Regions from separate parts of the Homo sapiens genome. Here all the other regions are linked to region 3. The links are chromatin contacts, found by Hi-C or POLR2A ChIA-PET in ENCODE. All regions are on one chromosome and are shown on one strand. Each heading gives the region's core, a stretch centred on a gene start or an enhancer-like site at or near the end of the contact. The rest is flanking DNA. Distances are from core to core; before and after follow the strand shown. Region 1 holds the start of NEXMIF (neurite extension and migration factor). Region 2 holds the start of RPS4X (ribosomal protein S4 X-linked). Region 3 holds the start of CHIC1 (cysteine rich hydrophobic domain 1).

The links. A loop is a pair of places that touch in the nucleus more often than their neighbours do. ChIA-PET counts read pairs that join two places held with the same protein, here RNA polymerase II (POLR2A). Pooled maps may share reads with other maps.
Region 1: a pooled map shows a loop between it and region 3 (6-fold over the local background). The contact joins the promoter of NEXMIF here to the promoter of CHIC1 in region 3. A Hi-C loop is called at or near these places in 5 of 50 pooled maps.
Region 2: a map of CD4-positive, alpha-beta T cell shows a loop between it and region 3 (5-fold over the local background). The contact joins the promoter of RPS4X here to the promoter of CHIC1 in region 3. A Hi-C loop is called at or near these places in 3 of 168 maps with a recorded cell type or tissue (CD4-positive, alpha-beta T cell, CD8-positive, alpha-beta T cell and naive thymus-derived CD4-positive, alpha-beta T cell) and 9 of 50 pooled maps. POLR2A ChIA-PET finds 5 or more read pairs at or near these places in 1 of 52 experiments (activated T-cell).

Annotation. Positions count from the first base shown.
Region 1 is chrX:74,923,951-74,926,911 of GRCh38, forward strand. NEXMIF (neurite extension and migration factor) reads right to left here and starts at 1,502. Exons shown (of 4, transcript NM_001008537.3): 1 at 933-1,502. RefSeq lists a silencer at 381-540.
Region 2 is chrX:72,275,659-72,278,668 of GRCh38, forward strand. It overlaps RPS4X (ribosomal protein S4 X-linked), which reads right to left and starts at 1,590. Exons shown (of 7, transcript NM_001007.5): 1 at 1,535-1,590; 2 at 499-576; 3 at 1-66. The coding sequence starts at 1,537. RefSeq lists enhancers at 1,090-1,169, 1,340-1,409.
Region 3 is chrX:73,561,744-73,564,650 of GRCh38, forward strand. It overlaps CHIC1 (cysteine rich hydrophobic domain 1), which reads left to right and starts at 1,454. Exons shown (of 6, transcript NM_001039840.4): 1 at 1,454-1,837. The coding sequence starts at 1,542. It also overlaps the pseudogene MAP2K4P1. RefSeq lists a silencer at 1,374-1,433.

The DNA of each region.
Region 1 (2,961 bases), core at 252-2,751, 1.4 Mb after region 3:
CAAGAGTGCTGTTGTCGAAATGGGGATGCCAATTTTTTTTTAACTTCGAAAAAGACAGAAAACCTTGCGCGGGTGATTCGGTCCCTCACGAATCAGACAGACAGAAGCAGTCATGCTGAAATCGCTGAATTCCTCAGCGGAACGGCGCCAACTCAGCAGCGCGGTTTCCACACTTTCCCGGAGCGGGACTCCGCTCCCCGCGCCGGCTCACGGCCTTCCCGCCCTACAGGGTGTACAAGACGCGAGCCGACGTGTGCTGCGGGGCGCGGCAGAGAGAAGCGCCAGAAGCCACACAGAAAAGCGTCAATTCGACCGCCACCGAGAGCGCGAAGGGGCCACAAGCCAATTTCCGCAAAGGAGATGAGCTGGGCGAGGCTCGGTCTGGCCTCCAACTTAAACCTGTCCGCAGCCTCGGCCGAGTGGCGCGTGTCCTGGGGGCGCTCTGTGGTCGCCACGGCCGCCCGGCTTCGCACCTTTGCGGCTTTGGTCCGAGCGCCCGGCCTCGGCCGCCGCGTGGGTTTTCCCGCTCTCGCCGAAGCGTGCCATGCCCATGCCCCATTCCCTGGCCAGGCTCTACCCTGCACCAGTCCGAAAGGAGGCGGCACTCTGCCGAGCTGCGTGCGTGTAAGCGCGGCGGCTCCGGTCCGCTCGCTTCCCCTCCCCCCGCAACCCCCTTCCTACGGCGCAAGCACAGAGGCCTTTCCTAGATTGCAGTGCCTGTCAGGGCGAGCCGGGATCTCTCGCCCTAGCGGCCTCGCTCCCTCATACACAGACACACACATTCGCATACAGACGTCCTCCGTTCCGTTTTCCCTTCCTTCTCGTCTAGCTCGACTTACCCCAGTTCATTCCACCCCCTGCGGCCGCCACCCCGAGCCAGCCGGGGAGCCGGCGAGAAGGCCAGGAAGCTGTATGGCAGCGCTCCTACTCACCTCACAGGCCGACTCCCGAGGCGCACGTCGCTGGCGGGCTCAGGCAGCAGGCGCTGTAGCTAGCGCGGTCGCAGTCAAGGCTGGGCTGTCGCCGTCGCCGCAGCTGTTCGAGCTGCCTTAGCCGCCACCGCCGCTGCTACTGCTGCCGCCGCCGCCGCCGCCTCTGCCTCAGCTCCATACGCTGGGCCCGCCAGGTGGACGCGCCTCTCTCCTCGCTCGCTCCCTCAGGCTCCGCCGCCGCCGCGCTAGATGGAGTCAGAGCTGTCGGGCTCTGGCCCTGAAACTCAGAGCCTCCGCGGCTGCCCGGCTGCTCCAAGGGTCCGTGCTTCGCTTACACTGTCGCTCGCCCCGGCTGGAGCTACCTAGCGAGCGGGCTGCGCGCTCGGCGCCTGGAGCCCGCTCTGTGCGGTGGCTGCGGCCGTCCGCGAGAGGGAGAGAGGAGGGCGGCTGCTACTGTCGCTATAGCTGTTAAAGCTATTGCTAAATGCTGCTACTGCCGCTAATGCTACTGCTGTGGCGGCGGTGGTGGCGGCGGCGGCTGCTGCTGCTGCTGCTGATGCTACTGGTTTTCCTTCCCAGGTTCTTCCCCTGCCTCGTCCCCCCTCCTCCCCCTTCCTCCTCCTCCTCCTACTCCTCCTCCTCCTTCTCTTCCTCCTCCCTCTTCTCCTCCCTCTGCCGCTTTTCTCAGAGCCTCTGCAGGCACTGCCTGGTCCCCTCTTCTCCCGGAGCTGTCTCTGCCCATTCAGAAAGGTGCCCAGAGTGGGGCCGCCTCTGCTGCCACCATCGCTGTTGCCCCTGCCATTGTTTCCTCCAACACGGCTGTTCTTGCTGGACGCCTTCCCCCCTCTACCCTTCTTCCCCACCACAGCTCTCCCTTTCCCTCCCGCTCTCCTTACCCTCTCTATGGTCCCTTCCTTATGTGCCCCCCCAACTCTGTCCGTCTGTCCTTCCCTCCCCTCGGGCGCCCGGGAGCGCGCACTGCGCGGCCACCTGTCATAAAGGGCGCGCACCCCCCTTCCCCATTCCCACCCCGCCCCCCACTCGCGTTCCTGCTGCCCTTCCAGTCCACTACGCCAGTGGTGCGTTCTTCCCCTGGCAGACACGCAACCGGACACCACTCTCCCATGCCTTTTAGGGCAGTTGTGTGTGCGGAGAGGGGCACTCTGAAGTTTGGGGAAGAATATTTGAATGGTTTCATCCACCAAGCATCTAACCATTCAACCTTTACCTACTCTTAACTTAAGGGCCTGGGCCCCCAGGAAGGTGGGTCCTTTTTGAAGGGTTGGATGAAGGCAGACAATTGGGGAGTGACGTTTGGGGAATAAAGGAAAGAAGGGAAGCTGAATATGGCCAGGAAGGAAAACAGATCTGCCTGATGGCTGTCATTGAAAAATCTCTTAGGTGGTCATTTTCCTTCAGACGTCCTGGGAACTCAACAGGAAACAGCAAAACGATTGGAGAGCAACTCAGGAGGGACCATTTAGTACTTCTGGAGTCCTGGGTGCAAGGTTGAGGCCTGAGCCTCGGGAGATTTGTCACCACTAGGAGCCAAGGCAAGAGATGAAAAGGTTGGTACTAGAACAGAAGGGGTAAAAGTAGCTACTTTGTGTGCACTTGCTCCAACATCATTGCCAAAGCACAGCTTCTCCAGTCAGGCAGGGCCTCATTTCAGATTTCTTTGCTGCCACAGCTACAGCGTCATTTTGCTACGAGGGCTCAGGCTTTGAGATCTGATGTGTGCAACTTCTCACCATCACCTGTCACACAATCCCTCCCCAGAAACAGTGCAGAGGCGGGGGTATATTTTCTTTTCCCTGGCAAAGTACAGGAGATAAATGTTCCAGATATCCCATTGACAATAAGGTCTGGGTCACTTTACCAAGTTTGAGGCGCTCTACCATGGGTCTTTCATTCCTGGACAATAAACTGTCTGTATGGCTTTTACAACTCCCCATCTCTGTGCCTTTGTTTCTGTCATCCCACTTGCTTGAAACACTCTTGTTATTTCTCCCTCTCATTTTATATCTAT
Region 2 (3,010 bases), core at 340-2,839, 1.3 Mb before region 3:
CCTCAGGAAAATGATGAGGGGGAGACACTCTCTCAACTTGTGGGGACCGGTGGATGGACGAGGAGCCTGTAACGTTAAAAATGATAATCACTGTTGGGATTCACTAAAGCACTCAAACCTACCTCCTAGTCCACCAGATCCACTAACTGAACACCAAGACCGTCCATATTACACCCAACTTGGACTTTTACACAGGAGGTGTAAAAAGCATCCAAAACTATTTCATACCTTAAAGTTTTATAGCATCTTCCCTGTCAGAGGACCAGGATCATTAAGAACATGAATCCTGAGTCCATGTAAATGTACTATGTGGTATGTGGAATAAATGAGGCACAAAAATATTAAATCGATTGGAAGTGGAGGACAGCTAGATAGTATAGCTCCTTCAAGGGCAGAGGAAGCCAAGAATAGATATTCCTCCCCTAGCCTGGTCCCCAAATGAGTCCTGGGAGACACTTAAAAACAGTGGCCACGGAAATATTTATATAAGATACTTACAAACACACCGGTCAATTTATCCAGCATCCAATGCTTTGGAGCTGCCACCCGCTTCAGATGCTTCTTGGGACCACGAGCCTGAAAGTTTTAGATTGCAATGCTGTTAATCAGGTTTCAGAACAGCTTATAAAACCTAGTGTGAAACTAAACTCTTAGTTTAGTTTCATCTTCAGCAAAATGTGGACAATATTAAAGTATAGTGTTCCGATAAAACAGAAACAAACACAGTTATTTAACAAACACCGTGAGATCCATAAGCTGCAACAAGCCTTCTTATTGTAACAGAGAATATTCTTGGTTACTATGTTTCAGAACGTTTACTGATTACTATCTTTCAGAACCTTGCTAAAGTGTTTCCATGTTACTGTTTGAAACTGTATCTGCTTAGAGGTTAGGGTCTTTCAAGAACACCATACTAGTGAAACGCACAGCAACAGAAATGAGCCAGGAGTCTACCTGTGTTTCTAAAGTTTTCACAATTTATTACCGTCTGTTTTTGACACGTATGGAACAAGATTCTGACATCCGCACAAACACATGTGCTGCTCCTTCGTACACTAAAGCCAAAAGCTGACACCAATTTTACTTTAAAAAGAGTAAGGAAGCCTTTTTAATGCTGTGTCCAGATGCTTACCGGCCACGTATGGTAAAGTCAGGCCGTGCCAAAAAGGCAATGACAAAGAAAACCTTTCTCCGCCGGGCACCCCCAGCGCCCACCAACCTCGGGCTCGCAGTCTGAGCTCCTGGCCCAGCCGCGGCTCCGGCCCGGGAGGAAAAGCAGCTTCTCCCGGGATCAGGACGTATGGCCGGGTCAGAAACCGAGGCCTTCCCAACAGCAGCACCAGATCTGCGCCTCCCCAACCCTAGGCCAGCGTTCGCCCTTCGCCCTGGAGCCCGTCCCGGCCTACCACGGAGGCCGTGATCCCTTCGCCTCTGCCCGGCCATCCCCAGTAGGAATCCCGAAACCTCGGGCAGCCCCGGCCGGGGGAGGATGGAGGCGGATACGTCCTAAGAGCTCGCTAACTAAACGGCTTACCATGGCTGCGTTAGGCAAGGAAAGAGGACCTCCGTCTTCCGGTGCGCGTAGAAATTGGGGCTGGAGACTGCGCGCGCCGGATTTTCAGCTGCTCCGCCCAGCTCAGCCCTTTGCTGGCGCGCCGGGACTCTTTCTTGCCATCTGCTGGTGGGAGGTCAGAAGTCCCGAGTTGAGGAACCGCCGCGGAAAGAGGGTGTCTCCTAAGGGCGATTTCCTCCCTCCCCTTTTTCCGCCCTTCCTCCTCCCATATTTGCTGAGCGCCTCTTGTGTGCCTTATTCTGTGCTAGGTGCTGGGAATACAAAGATGAGCTACACAACATCCCTGGCCTCAAGGAGAGTTCAAAGTGAGCTTACTTCCAGTCTCACGTACAGATGATTCTACGCCTGTAATCCCAGCACTTTGGGAGGCCGAGGCGGGCGGATCATGAGGTCAGGAGATCGAGACCATCCTGGCTAACACAGTGAAACCCCGTCTATACTAAAAAAAAATACAAAAAAATTAGCCGGGCATAGTGGCGGGCGCCTGTAGTCCCAGCTACTCGGGAAGCTGAGGCAGGAGAATGGCGTGAACCCCGGAGGTGGAGCTTGCAGTGAGCCGAGATCGCGCCACTGCACTCCAGCCTGGGCGACAGAGCGAGACTCCGTCTCAAAAACAAAACAAAACAAAACAAAACAAAGAACTTGTATATAATCAATAGAATACATTTTAATAAATATTTAATGTTATTTCTTAAACGTATTTTGTCTGTCCCTTTTTTGTGTTCCCTTGAGCCAGCCAGGCAGCCCATACTGAGTTGGGAAGAGCCAACAACGTTTTTAACCCCCTCTTGCTTCTCTGCTTGAACTCTGACATCCTCCCCCTTGCTTCCTGTACAACGCATTTGGCACTTATAGAGACTCAGGGAGGAGAGAGGATATTAGAAATCGTCTGGTTATATCTAACTAAAATGTAGATCTGATCCTGCTTCGAAACTGCCCTTGGCCCTCTGTTTCCTGCCGTAAGGGAGCAGGTCTGAACTTTATCTGGCTCCATTGCTCTCTCTCCCCAATCCCAAACTTCAAAGCTCAAGCCCCACCAAGCTAGTTTGTTCCGAGGGAGTCAGCTCTTTTTGTTTGTTTGTTTGGGAGACAGGGTCTCACTCTGTCACCCAGGCTGTAGTGCATGGCTCACTGCAGCCTCGACAGACAGCCCGGGCTCAAGCGATCCTCTCACTTCAGCCCCCACGAGTAGCTGGGACAACAGGCGCACGCCACTGCACCCAACTAATTTTTTGTAGTTTTATTTTTTTGTAGAGACGGGGTTTCGCCATGTTACCTAGGCTGGTCTCAAACTCCTGGACTCAAGCGATCCGCCCGCCTCGACCTCCCAAAGTGCTGGGATTACAGGCCTGAGCCACTGCGCCTGGCTAGAGTCAGCTCTTTCAAGACTGCTTGTGGACTCGATTCCTTAGCTTGGAACTGCCACAAACAGCCAAA
Region 3 (2,907 bases), core at 204-2,703:
TAATGGTTTGATTCATTTCTCTTACAGAACTAATTTCTTCCTACTTCACACACATTAAATGCTTTGTTTATACTGATAATGTCGTGCTCATCCTAAATTAAAGTTTGACTATGTCTGTTTCCCCAGAGACACACCATCTGATTGGGATGCAGCCGTAGAGTAGCAGAAAGAGCAGTGAAGCTGGTATTAGAATGCCTGGATTACAGTGTTTGTTCTGTTACTTAGCAGCTGTGTGACTTTACTGTCTTAATGATATGGATTTTTGTGCTGCTGCCAAGTATGAAACAGTTTGGCACACTATTTAGATACGCAAAATATGTGATCCCCACAACATTTTAGTGAGTGTAAAGAAGATAGGATAGACCATTTAAAATGGAAAATTTTGAACAAAAGGTCACCATAGACTTGAATAAATTACTTAAACTTCTGAGACCCACTTTTGTCATGTAATAAAATAGATATAATGATACTTACCTCTCAGGATTAAGGGTTAACTGAAATATTGTATGTGAGGGTCTAGCTCAGTGTCTGGAAAATGGATGATGTTAATTAAGGTTTCCTTAGGTTGGAATGCTCCTTTCACCCCCTCCATCCGCCCCCTCCCCCAAAAAACACTCCAAAATTCAAACATGCATATTCTGATTCATCTTTTAAGGAAGAGCCCAAGAGGCACCATTCTACAAAATCTTTCCAAACAACTTCAGGCAGTACAGCCCTTTGGTTAAGAGTACTGGGCTTCTGGAATCAGAAGAGACCACCAAATTTAAAACCAGGTCTCCCATTTAGTAGCTCCCTGACACTGGACAAATTACTTATTTTCTCTGCACCTAGATTTCCCATCTGTAATATAAAATCATCATGATACATACCTCATAGGGTTGCAGAGGATTAAATGAGATATACATACAGAGCACTTAGCACAGTCCCTGAGTTAATAAGTCCTCCGTTAAGTATTACATAGGAGAAGTAGTAAAAAGTTTCCTCTTAAGTAAAATGCTAATAAAAGTGCTTACCCTGCCTCCCAAGATTGTGGCAAAGTTATGACGCAAGGCTTTTAAACTGTAATGCTGAACAAACGTAAGGGATTGGTATATACCTTGAGATATTTTGGACAAAGTTCTAACCTTACTTTTATACAATATGCTTTCTCTCACCCGCCTGCAGTTGGGTTAATAATGCCCAGCATTAATTAATAAGCAATAAAATCAGAAGATACCCCGAATACAAGTAGCTGACGCTCAGAGAGCAGTATTAAGGCGAGCACCCGCAGACCGGACCTGGATAACTCCTTGGAGTTCACCTCTAGCGGCCCCCTCCCCTTGGAGCTGCGCAAGCGTACACTGACTTTGCTCCTCTCTAGTGCCCCCGCCTCCAGCAGCCGCCCCCCCACCCCCCCGTCTGCCCAACACGCAGGCGCGTCTCCTCAAATCCTGTCCCTACACCCCTCCTCTTTCTCTTCATTTCGTTCCCCCTCCTCTTGCAGCACCTCGGCAGGTTCAAACTCTTCTCCGGGAGCGTGGCGGCGATCGCGAGGTCACGTGATGAGCATCCTGCTGCCCAACATGGCGGAGTTCGACACCATCTCGGAACTGGAGGAGGAGGAGGAAGAAGAAGCGGCAACGTCGTCGTCGTCGCCGTCGTCGTCGTCGTCGGTATCTGGGCCCGACGATGACGAGGAGGATGAGGAGGAAGAGGAGGAAGAGGAGGAGGAGGAAGAAGAGGAGGAGGAGGAAGAGGAGGAGGAAGCGCCGCCCCCGCCTCGGGTAGTGAGCGAGGAGCATCTGCGGAGATATGCTCCCGACCCTGTATTAGTGCGGGGTGCCGGCCACATCACTGTGTAAGCGAGAGGGGGTCTTGGGACTTGAAATGCCTGAGATTTGGCAACAGAGGAATGAGAAGTGATCGAGGGGCCTGTGGAGTGGGGGAGGGTTGACTGATTGACTGAGGCGTACACTTAGGAAAGGACACCTGGTCTAAATGGGGAAACCATGGGTGGATACGTGTGAAGGAAGTGAGGAGAATGTAAATATGATGCACCAATGCCAGGTAAAGAGTGAGTATAGGAGAGGGAAGTTAGGGGTTTGGGAGCCAGAGCGATTGGAGTAGGGGTGAGTCTCCTTTCTTGTATGTATGCTGGCAAGTGAACAGTCTCTAAACTGCAGGATGTACCAGAGGGTTTTTTGCTGACAAGATTGATACTTTGTGGGAAACAGCAATTGCTGTGACATGTGACAAGAACTAGGCTTGCATTCTTCAAAACAGAAACATGATATATTTTGTGAATAATAATAGAATGTTCATTCACCCACGTATTCATCCATCCATTCTTCCTATCGAATCCTTCCTTATATATCACTCGATTAGAGGTTCAGGATGAGAGGCAGCTATGGAAAGTAGAAAAAGAAATGGATTGAGTCAGGGCTCTTAGACGCTGGTCCCGGTTTTGCTTCTTACTGGCCCTGTGACCTTGGTCAGGTTGCTTTTTCTCATTTCTGCGCCTTGATTTCTTCATCTCTAAAATGAAGGGTTTGGAGTAGATGGTTTCTAAAGCTTTTCAGTTCTGAGATAATTTACCTCCAAGGGATTTTGTATGCCCAAGTATGAAATATACAGGCATTAAATATATATGGAAATTAATACTTTGGGAGCTGAGCATAATTTCTTTAAAATTTATCCAGGGTGGTTTTTTAAAAAATTGAAATCTTGAGGAAAAATTGAATATTTCAGAAAATAAAATGGGGAGGGACTTCATAACAGCTACAAGGCAAAAATGTTGATGATTCTCCGGGATTTAAAGAGTGCTTCCTCATTTTTATTTGCTTGGACCATAACTATTTGGAAGTTTGAGTACTGTGTCATGTTCATCCTCTGAACTATGCTATCTTTTACTGCATTTTCAAAATAGGT